Regions from separate parts of the Homo sapiens genome. Here region 1 is linked to region 2. Evidence: read pairs that join two places in POLR2A ChIA-PET (ENCODE). Cell type or tissue: OCI-LY7. All regions are shown on one strand. Each heading gives the region's core, and the rest is flanking DNA. Links, peaks and the distances in the headings are about the cores only.

What was found. ChIA-PET counts read pairs that join two places held together with the same protein. Peaks named below come from ENCODE experiments on the same cell type or tissue, not always from the same donor. Only the 100,000 strongest peaks of a DNase experiment are listed, where the experiment ranks them.
Region 1: POLR2A ChIA-PET joins it to region 2 with 7 read pairs; 1 of 35 experiments calls an interaction of 5 or more read pairs at or near these places.

Annotation. Positions count from the first base shown.
Region 1 is chr9:97,964,957-97,969,347 of GRCh38, reverse strand. No RefSeq gene overlaps it. Among named protein-coding and RNA genes, the nearest start is that of ANP32B, 16 kb to the left of the region's middle. In OCI-LY7, for the core only: no CTCF peak of the experiment used is centred there; a DNase peak (open chromatin) is centred at 2,667.
Region 2 is chr9:98,082,934-98,087,324 of GRCh38, reverse strand. NANS (N-acetylneuraminate synthase) reads right to left here. Exons shown (of 6, transcript NM_018946.4): 6 at 4,248-4,391. The coding sequence ends at 4,270. It overlaps TRIM14 (tripartite motif containing 14), which reads left to right. Exons shown (of 6, transcript NM_014788.4): 6 at 1-2,972. Among named protein-coding and RNA genes, the nearest start is that of NANS, 28 kb to the right of the region's middle. RefSeq lists an enhancer at 1-392. In OCI-LY7, for the core only: no CTCF peak of the experiment used is centred there; no DNase peak of the experiment used is centred there; H3K27ac peaks cover 629 bases.

The sequences.
Region 1 (4,391 bases), core at 280-4,279, 120 kb after region 2:
GAAAAGGTGCTCTGCCTCCTCAGCGATCTGTTCCCATCAGGCTAATGTCCCAGAGGGGCAGAGGACAGATGGTGTGGGAGCAGCCAAGGGCATTCTTTCCTTTTCTCAGGCATCCGCTCATAAAATTCAGGTGAGTATAATGTGTGCTCTAAATTGGGTCAGTGTTTCTTAATACAGCTGCAACATGCACATTAGAAGAACAGAAAACAGAAATGCTGCCAAGACTCTGGCATCAGATTTCTTTCAGACTTTTTATGGTGTTGGGGATTCCTAATTTTCCATTTTCTTCAGATGTTTTTCAGTAAGGAATTGAGAAAAAGTAGGAGACTACTAGGAAGCCTCTGTTTTTTACCAATATTTGGGCTTTTTAAATTATTTTTTTTGAGACAGGGTCTCGCTCTGTTGTCCAGCCTGGAGTAAAGTGGTGTGATCACTGCAACCTCAAACTCCTGGGCTCAAGCAATCCTCCCACCTCAGCCTCCCAAGTAGCTGGGACTACAGGTGCATCCCACCACGCCTGGCCAATTTTATTATTTATTATTATTATTATTATTATTATTATTTTGTAGAGATGGGGGTCTCCCTATGTTGCCCAGGCTGGTCTTGAACTTCTGGGCTCAATCAACCCTCCTGCCTCGGCCACCAAAAGTGTTGGGATTAGAGGCATGAGCTACCGTGCCTGGACTCTCTTTCTCTCTCCCCCTCATTGGGGAACAGTTACAGTGGAACACACAGATCTCAAGCATACGGTTAATGAGTTTTGACAAAAGTATACACCTGTATAACCAGTCCCTCAGTCAAGATAGAAAGTACTGCTATCGCATCCCCGTGTTCCTTCCAATGCCTATCAGAGACAACCCTTATTCTAAATTATATCCCTATAGATGATAATGATGATGATGATGATGATGATTGTTTGAGACAGAGTCTTGCTCTTGTCACCAGGCTGGAGTGCAGTGGTGCCATCTTAGCTCACTGCAGCCTCCGCCTCCTGGGTTCAGGCAATTCTCCTGCCTCAGCCTCCCAAGTAGCTGGGATTACAGGCGCCTGCCGCCATGCCCGGCTTTTTTGTATTTTTACTAGAAACAGGGTTTCACCATATTGGCCAGGCTGGTCTCTAACTCCTAACCTCAGGTGATCCTCCCATCTCTGCCTCCAAAAGTGCTGGGATTACAGGCGTGAGCCACTGCATCTAGCCTCCATAGATTATTTTACCTGTTCTTGAACTTCATATGAATGGACTCATACTGCATGTATTCTCTTATATCTGACTTCTTTTACTCAACATGATGTTTTGAGATTTATCTGGGTTGTTGGGTGCATCAGTAGCTCATTTCTTCTTTCTTTCTTTCTCTCTTTTATTTTTTGTAGTGACAGAGTCCCACCACGTTGTCCAGGTTGGTCTCAAACTACTGGCCTCAAGTGATCCTTCCATCTCAGTCCTAAAGCACTAGGATTACAGGTGTGAGCCACTGTGCCTGGCCTTCTTTTTACTGATTAGTATTCCAGTGTATGAATATACCACAATTTGTTTTTTTTTGTTTTGTTTTGTTTTTTGTTTTTTTGACACTGAGTTTTGCTCTTGTCGCCCAGGCTGGAGCGCAGAGGGTGCGATCTCAGCTCACTGCAACCTCCGTCTCCTGGGTTCAAGTAATCCTCCTGCCTCAGCCTCCCGAGTAGCTGGGATTACAGGCATGTGCCACCACACTCGGCTAATTTTTTTGTATTTTTAGTAGAGACAGGGTTTCGCCATGTTGACCAGGCTGGCCTCAAACTCCTGACCTCAGGTCATCCATCCACCTTGGCCTCCAAAAGTGCTGGGATTACAGGTGTGAGCCACTGCGCCCGGCAACAGTGGGAAAATAATGGATAAACAATTAACAATGGATAAACAATTTGTTTATTCATTTGCTGGGCAAGTCTCATCTTTCTGGTGATCAGCCTTGTTTCTGAGCTGGAGCAAATCTTCTTTGACCCTTTTAACTAACACGCTAATGGAGTTGTTGCCACTATATGGAGTTGGAAGTTGAAAGAACTAGGCTTTTTAAAGGACCAACGTAATTTACATATAAGCTATAAATGGAAACTGGATGCAATACATGCTCATTTAGGTTAAAGCTATTTCTGTACCAGGAGACCAATTAAAAGCCTGTGGCGGCCGGGCACAGTGGCTCACGCCTGTAATCCCAGCATTTTGGGAGGCTGAGGCGGGCAGATCACTTGAGGTCAGGAGTTTGACACCAGTCTGGCCAACATGGTGAAACCCTGTCGTCTCTATTAAAAATACAAAAATTAGCTGGTCGTGGTGGCACACGCCTGTAATCCCAGCTACTCAGGAGGCTGAGGCAGGAGAGTTGCTTGAACCTCGGAGGTGGATGTTGCAGTGAGCCAAGATCGTGCCACTTCACTCCAGCCTGGGCAACAGAGTGGGATTTCCTCTCAAAAAAAAAAAAAAAAAAAAAAAGCCTGTGTCAATAACCCATGTGTGAGTTGACTGAAGTCTGGAGTATGTTTTTTTGTTGTGAGAAGAGAAAGTTAGGGACAGATAGGGTAAATATTTCACAAGAAGACTTGACAAGGCTTTGTGACAGACTAGGTGTATTACATGAAGATGCAGGATGAGTCAAGTCCTATTTCAATGCAAACACCTGCCTGTTGAGTTCCTCTTCTCTTCACAGCTCGGGCCAATCAGCCCCTCTGCAGGCTCTGTCAAGTCAGGGAATTTAAAGGGCCCTGGTTCAATAGCTCAGCCTGTCTTCCAGGCTAACTTACACCTTTCATCCTACTTCTGGTATCTAAGCTCTCACCACACACCTCAGGTCTTTTTAAAAGCATGGTGATATTATGGAAAGAACACTGAATTTGGACTTGGTCAATATTTCATTCTTTCATTCACTGAGGCTCTCTACATCGCAGTATCGCCACTCCTCCAGACTGTTTTGGTAATCAGAACAATTGATTTCAAAGTTCTTGTTATGGTTCATAAGAAACTGAATAAGAGAAATTACCTGTGGGAGGGGAGTAGGTGGGATGAGGAAGAAGTAGGAGTGAAACTTTTTAGTGCATACCTTTTTATACTTAAAAATATTTTTTGAACCATATGAACACATTACTCTTTCAAAAAATATTTTTAAATCCTGAGTGGAATAAAATAAAAATATGTCTATAAATTAGGCTGCTGAAAAGGAATGGGGTGCAGAGATTGTCTACCACCTATTTGTGAGAATGTTGAGGTCCGTTAGACAGGCAGTCCTGTCACTTTGAGATAGATGGATTGCCATTTCTGCTTAATGACCAAAAATGGGAAATGGGTTACAGTGGAAAGAACTCCGCTCTGGAATAAAGACATCCGGGTCTGGGTCCTAGTTTAACTGTGTAACTTAGGTGGGTTCCATCCCCTCTCTGTGTCTTCTATTAGCTAAAGGAGAAGGACTGCATGATCTTTGAAACTCTTCCAGCTCTGACACGCTAGACTATAATGCTAATTTCTAAGCAACAGAGGTTGATTCCAACTCTAGGATAGGGCATGCAATTAATCCTAATTTATCAGCATAGTCCCACATCTTGTCACACTTATTGATTCAGAAGTGAGCACTATCTTAGATTGAGTTCTCCAGAAACAGAATTTAAGATGGAAAGTTGCATGCAGAAGGGTTTTTTTTTTTCATTTTTATTTTTTCTTATTTCTTTTTTTTAAATATTGAAACACGGTCTTGCTATGTTGCCCAGGCTGGACTTGAATGCCTGGGCTCAAGCAATCCTTCTGCCTCAGCCTCCTGAGTAGCTGGTACAGAATTGCATCTGTACCTAATATAGGCATGCACTACTGTGCATGGCATGCAGATGGTTTATTGAAAAGTGTTCTCAGGACATACAACTGTGAGGAAGTAAAGAAGACAGGGTTGGGTGTAGAGAGAAGCTGACCAGCAAAATAGTTGCTGGGTAGTTACAATGAAGGCTTTCTCTGGTCCCACTGGGAGCCCAGGAGCTGGGCTAGCCCTTCAGAGTTGTCCTAAGTTGAAGTGTATTCCCACATCAGCCTGTCACTGGCCTCAGGCTGTACCCTAGGAGAACATGAAATGGTTTCCTGAGGCTGAGAGCAGTAATATCCCCTGCAGCTGAAGGATGGGTGTATCTGCAGGGAAGAGGGGCACTGGGCAAGGCCCCACATAGCCACTGTAGGCATATGACTCAGTTTAGATTAACAGAGGTTCTCTAGGGGCTCCTGAGAGAGAGGCTTGTAGAAATGACCTTTGTCTATCTGGATATGGACAAGGACTTATGTAGCTCTGGGAATTGTTGGCAGCCATCTCACATCAAAGTCAGCTTTAATGACATTGGTGATCTGCTAAATCAAACCAAGCCTGGAGCCTGAATTACCCTGGACTTTT
Region 2 (4,391 bases), core at 392-4,391:
CAGTGCTTTGAAGGTTTCCTCTCCTAGGCTAGTTTCAAACAGGCCCTAAACAAGTCTGCTGCTGCCCTCTCATCAGACCTCCGCACCCTCACCCCACCATCACTTACACTACTTTAATCCAGTTCCTTCAAAGTGATACCCCCACAGGTAAGCCCTCAGCATCCTGAATACATCATCCGCAGCCTGGGAACCTTCTCCCTCGTACAGCACAGGAACCTGACACATAGTAGGCACACAGTAAACGTTTGTGAATGAATGGGAGTCATCCAGTCCTGACTCTTCTGTCTCTTGAGGTCCCTTGAATCTTCCGCTTCCTCCCCACCGATTTCAGCGTGTCCACATCACAGCTCCCTCCAGAAGCTGCAAGAGCTTCTTAGCAGTTCCTGGTCTGAACCCTCTCCCAGTCCTCATCTTCCACCCTAAAACTAGAGTGATCTTCCTAAAACTTCACTTAACCCCTCAGCTATGAAAAGGCTTCCAGGAGTTTCCATGAAATAACAAAAAAAAATACAAGCGCCTCACCTTAGCATTCAAGGCTTGTCTAGTCTGCCCAAAATTACTTATCCTCACCTAGCTCCTACCACTCTTCTTAGAGACTCTCCAGTCAGAAATGTGTCGCATAGTTCCACCTCCACACCTCTCTGCTGCCAGCACATTCATGCAGAAAAGTCTTTTCACCTGTCTCAGTCTTCCGCAGGCTTACCTGCGCCAGGAAGTCTAACCAAGGAACAAGAATCTCACTATCAGAGCCACAAATCTGGGACCTGTCTTTCCAACTAAATTGGAGGCTTTGGAAGGGCAGCTTTGTCCTATACTCTCTCCACCCTGAAAAGTTCCCAGAAAGCCCCTTCCCTCCCAAGCAGTGAATTAATAACCAGCAGGTGCCTATCACTGAGTAACAGAAGAGCTGAGTTAGGCGGGCCTCACAGGTCACCCAGCCAGATCTCATCTGGGGAGTCTGAGGTCCTGAAAGAAAGCAGAGCTGCGTAAAGTTACCCCGGGGTGATATAGGGGGGCCAGACGTGTGCCCCGTTCACCCACCCCCAGGCAAGCATCTGACCTGTCCCCTGGCCCAGCCCTTAGGCCCAGCTTTCAACCTGCTTACTCATTTCTCAGGGGATTTTGGGAAGGAATCAGCAGGTGACAGTTGCTAAGCAACCAAAGGGGGTGGTGTTTCCCAACTGTCTTGGGACAAAAAGGGTAAGAGCACCCTTAGATCCAGATGTTGCCAAGGAAACCCAGAGTGCCCAGCTGTCTGGAATGAAGTGACAGAGGTAGAAAACAGTAGGCCCTCACAGGAGGCCACCTTCGCTAGCAGGGAGTGGGAGGCTTCTTTCCAGGGATTTGTGTCTCCGTTCTGAAGGTTCTGCGTCCTGTTTTGTCAATTCCCTAGACGGTTTTGAAGTTATATTCTGTTAAAGCATCTTCATAGGTGCTTGGTGGGAGGCCAAGGTCGCCGAATCCTCGTGGTTTAAATAGACTTTCAGTGCATTAGTTTGAACCATATAAAACTGACAATTTTCAATAGTTTTTGAGTTAAAAATGGCACTTTTGATATGAGACAATGTAGCAGAATACCAGGCAGACAGAACCTTGCAAACACCTTAACTTCTAACCAAAGACTTTAAAACTCTGGCTGGACAGAGTTTTAAGCACTATGCTGCAGGAATCCTGAGAAAAAGGGGAAATTAATTCTATTAGGAATGGCCCAAACTGAATTGTGACAGGCAGAGGGTGTTCCTGACAGAGGGAAGATGAATACACTTGACCCCAACATTTCTGCCCATCCCTGATGACCAAGACCTCTTCCCAGACCCACAGCTGCAGGGGCCAAGTAATAACAGCTCTTAATAGTTTATAATGCACTGTTTTAATGCTTTACGACTAAACTCATCTGATCCTTTCATCAGCCCTAGAGGGTAGAAAGTTTTCCCAATTCTACACATGGCAAAATGGAGACCCAGAGTCACTTGCCCAAGGTCGCACAGCTAGTGGTGGAGCTGGAGTCTGGGCCCAGGCTGTGAGTTCCAGGTCTGTGCTCATGGCCACCAGGCCCTACTGCTCAGGGTGAATGCAGCTGGTCTCTGGCCAGTGCCTGGTGCTCTGGCCCCTCTCGTGGAGCTACTGCCCATGATGCTTTCCTAGTGCCTGGTTACTCTGCGAGACTTGAGTCTACCTTTGGACTGCCTTCCTTGGGGGTCTGAGATGAGGCCTTATGGCCCAGAGGGGAACTTGATTCAAAAATTTGGGATTCATGTAGCAGAGACAGAGCTAGACTGTAAAGGTCACAAACTAGCTGTGTCAAGGCCCGTGATAGCCAGAAAGCGGCAGTTTCAGTCCATATCAATTGTGTGACCAGGGCTAGTCACTTTTTACTTCTCAGTGCCATCTATAAAATGGGGATAATAGCACTACCTACCAAGTGCTGTGAGGCTCAAATGAGCCAAAGGTTATAAACTTGCCTTAAAACTATAGTCCTATACAAAAATTAGCTGGGCGTGGTGGTGCATGCCTGTAATCCCAGCTACTAGGGAGGCTGAGGCAAGAGAGTTGCTTGAACCCAGGAGGCGGAGATTGCAGTGAGCTGAGATTGCACCACTGCACTCCAGCCTGGGGACAGAGCAAGACTCTTGTCTCAAAAAAAACAAAAAAAACATATATACTGCTGTATCATGCCAGGATTTATCAGCATTCCCAAGGGAGCTTGCACGGTACTGACCGAGTGCTGAGACTACTGGTATTCCCAGCTGCCATGTGGCAGCAGCAGGAGCTACTAGAATATTCTCAGCACAGGAATGAGGCTTCCTTGGTTTCCATGTCTGTAAGGGTTACTGATCACTTACCTTCTTCTCTTTCAGACTTGAATCTGTAGACATTTCTTTATTGATATGGCAAATTGCTTGCAGATATTTTTAAATGACAGCAATTTTCTAATATTTGGTTTAATAAAATGTGAATAATGTCCCTTTTAACCATGGTCTTCACTGGGAGTTCATGTTGCTTCAAGTCCCTAGCACCCAGTGATACCCCCACAGGTAAGCCCTCAGCATCCTGAATACATCATCCGCAGCCTGGGAACCTTCTCCCTCGTACAGCACAGGAACCTGACACATAGTAGGCACACAGTAAACATTTGTGAATGAATGGGAGTCATCCAGTCCTGACTCTTCTGTCTCTTGAGGTCCCTTGAATCTTCCGCTTCCTCCCCACCGATTTCAGCGTGTCCACATCACAGCTCCCTCCAGTTCATGTTGCTTCAAGTCCCTAGCACCCAGACCCAGAAGGGCCTTTACTCATATCTTATTCCTTACGCAGCCTTCTGGTAGTAGTCAGCTGCTCCCTGATTAACTATCTCCAGGGATGGGGCATTCACTGCTTCTGAAGATAACTCATTAAAGTTCTCACTTACGTGTAAACAAACCCTGACTCCCACCTGTTCCCATCCAAGATCGTATTATAGCTTGAACTCCTGGTCTCAAGCAATCCTCCCACCTCAGCCTCCTAAGTAGTTGGGATTACAGGCTCACACAAGCACGCCTGGCTCACATACCACCTTCTAACATATTGTGTGACTGAATCACTATGCTATGGATTTTTATGCATCTGCCCCCATCTGAATGGAAGTTCTCTGAGGAAGGGATTGGGGCTTGTTCATGGCCATATACTCTGTGCCTAAAGCAGTGCCTGGCACAAAGATGGCCCTCAATATTTGTTCAGAGAAGGAACACATGCCATTTCCCTCTCTTTGCTCTGAAAGGAGTGCTTTCAGCATTTTCTGCCTACAAGATCCTTTGACCAGTCCTTTCTCTGATGTGGAGTGACTGCTATACAATGCCAACTAAACACAGAGGCCAAGGGCAGGAAAGGGATAAAGACAATGGAGAAGTAAAGGGCTGTAAGGAAGTGAGAATGAAGGCTTAAAGGAAAGGACATGTGCAGCCAGCTCTCACCCCTCTCTGCAGCCACCCAGCAACTGGAGGATATGGACTTTGTTTGGAACCACCCCTTCTTCTGGTGCTCTGTTTATAATGCACTGTTGGCCAGTGCACTAAGCTGGCCAACTTGAAGGAGAGATTGCATCACTGGATCTTTTTCTGTCTCCAGTGGGCTGACACAGGGCCTAGCCCAGAAACATCTGCTGTCTAAGGAGCAGGTGGAGGTGGATGACAGCCAGGTCCCTGGAGACCGCCATTCCTGCCCTCGCCTCACTCAAACACACCTGACAGCATCAGCAAGGGAACTGAGAATTCAGAGAATGGCACTTTATTTTTAAGACTTGATTTTTTTGCCATGATTATCTACCAATTCTTCCATGATGGTGTCATCCTCTTCAACAGTGACCAGGACCTTCTTGCCCACTAGATTAAAGATGTCTTCAGGAGGATAGCCTT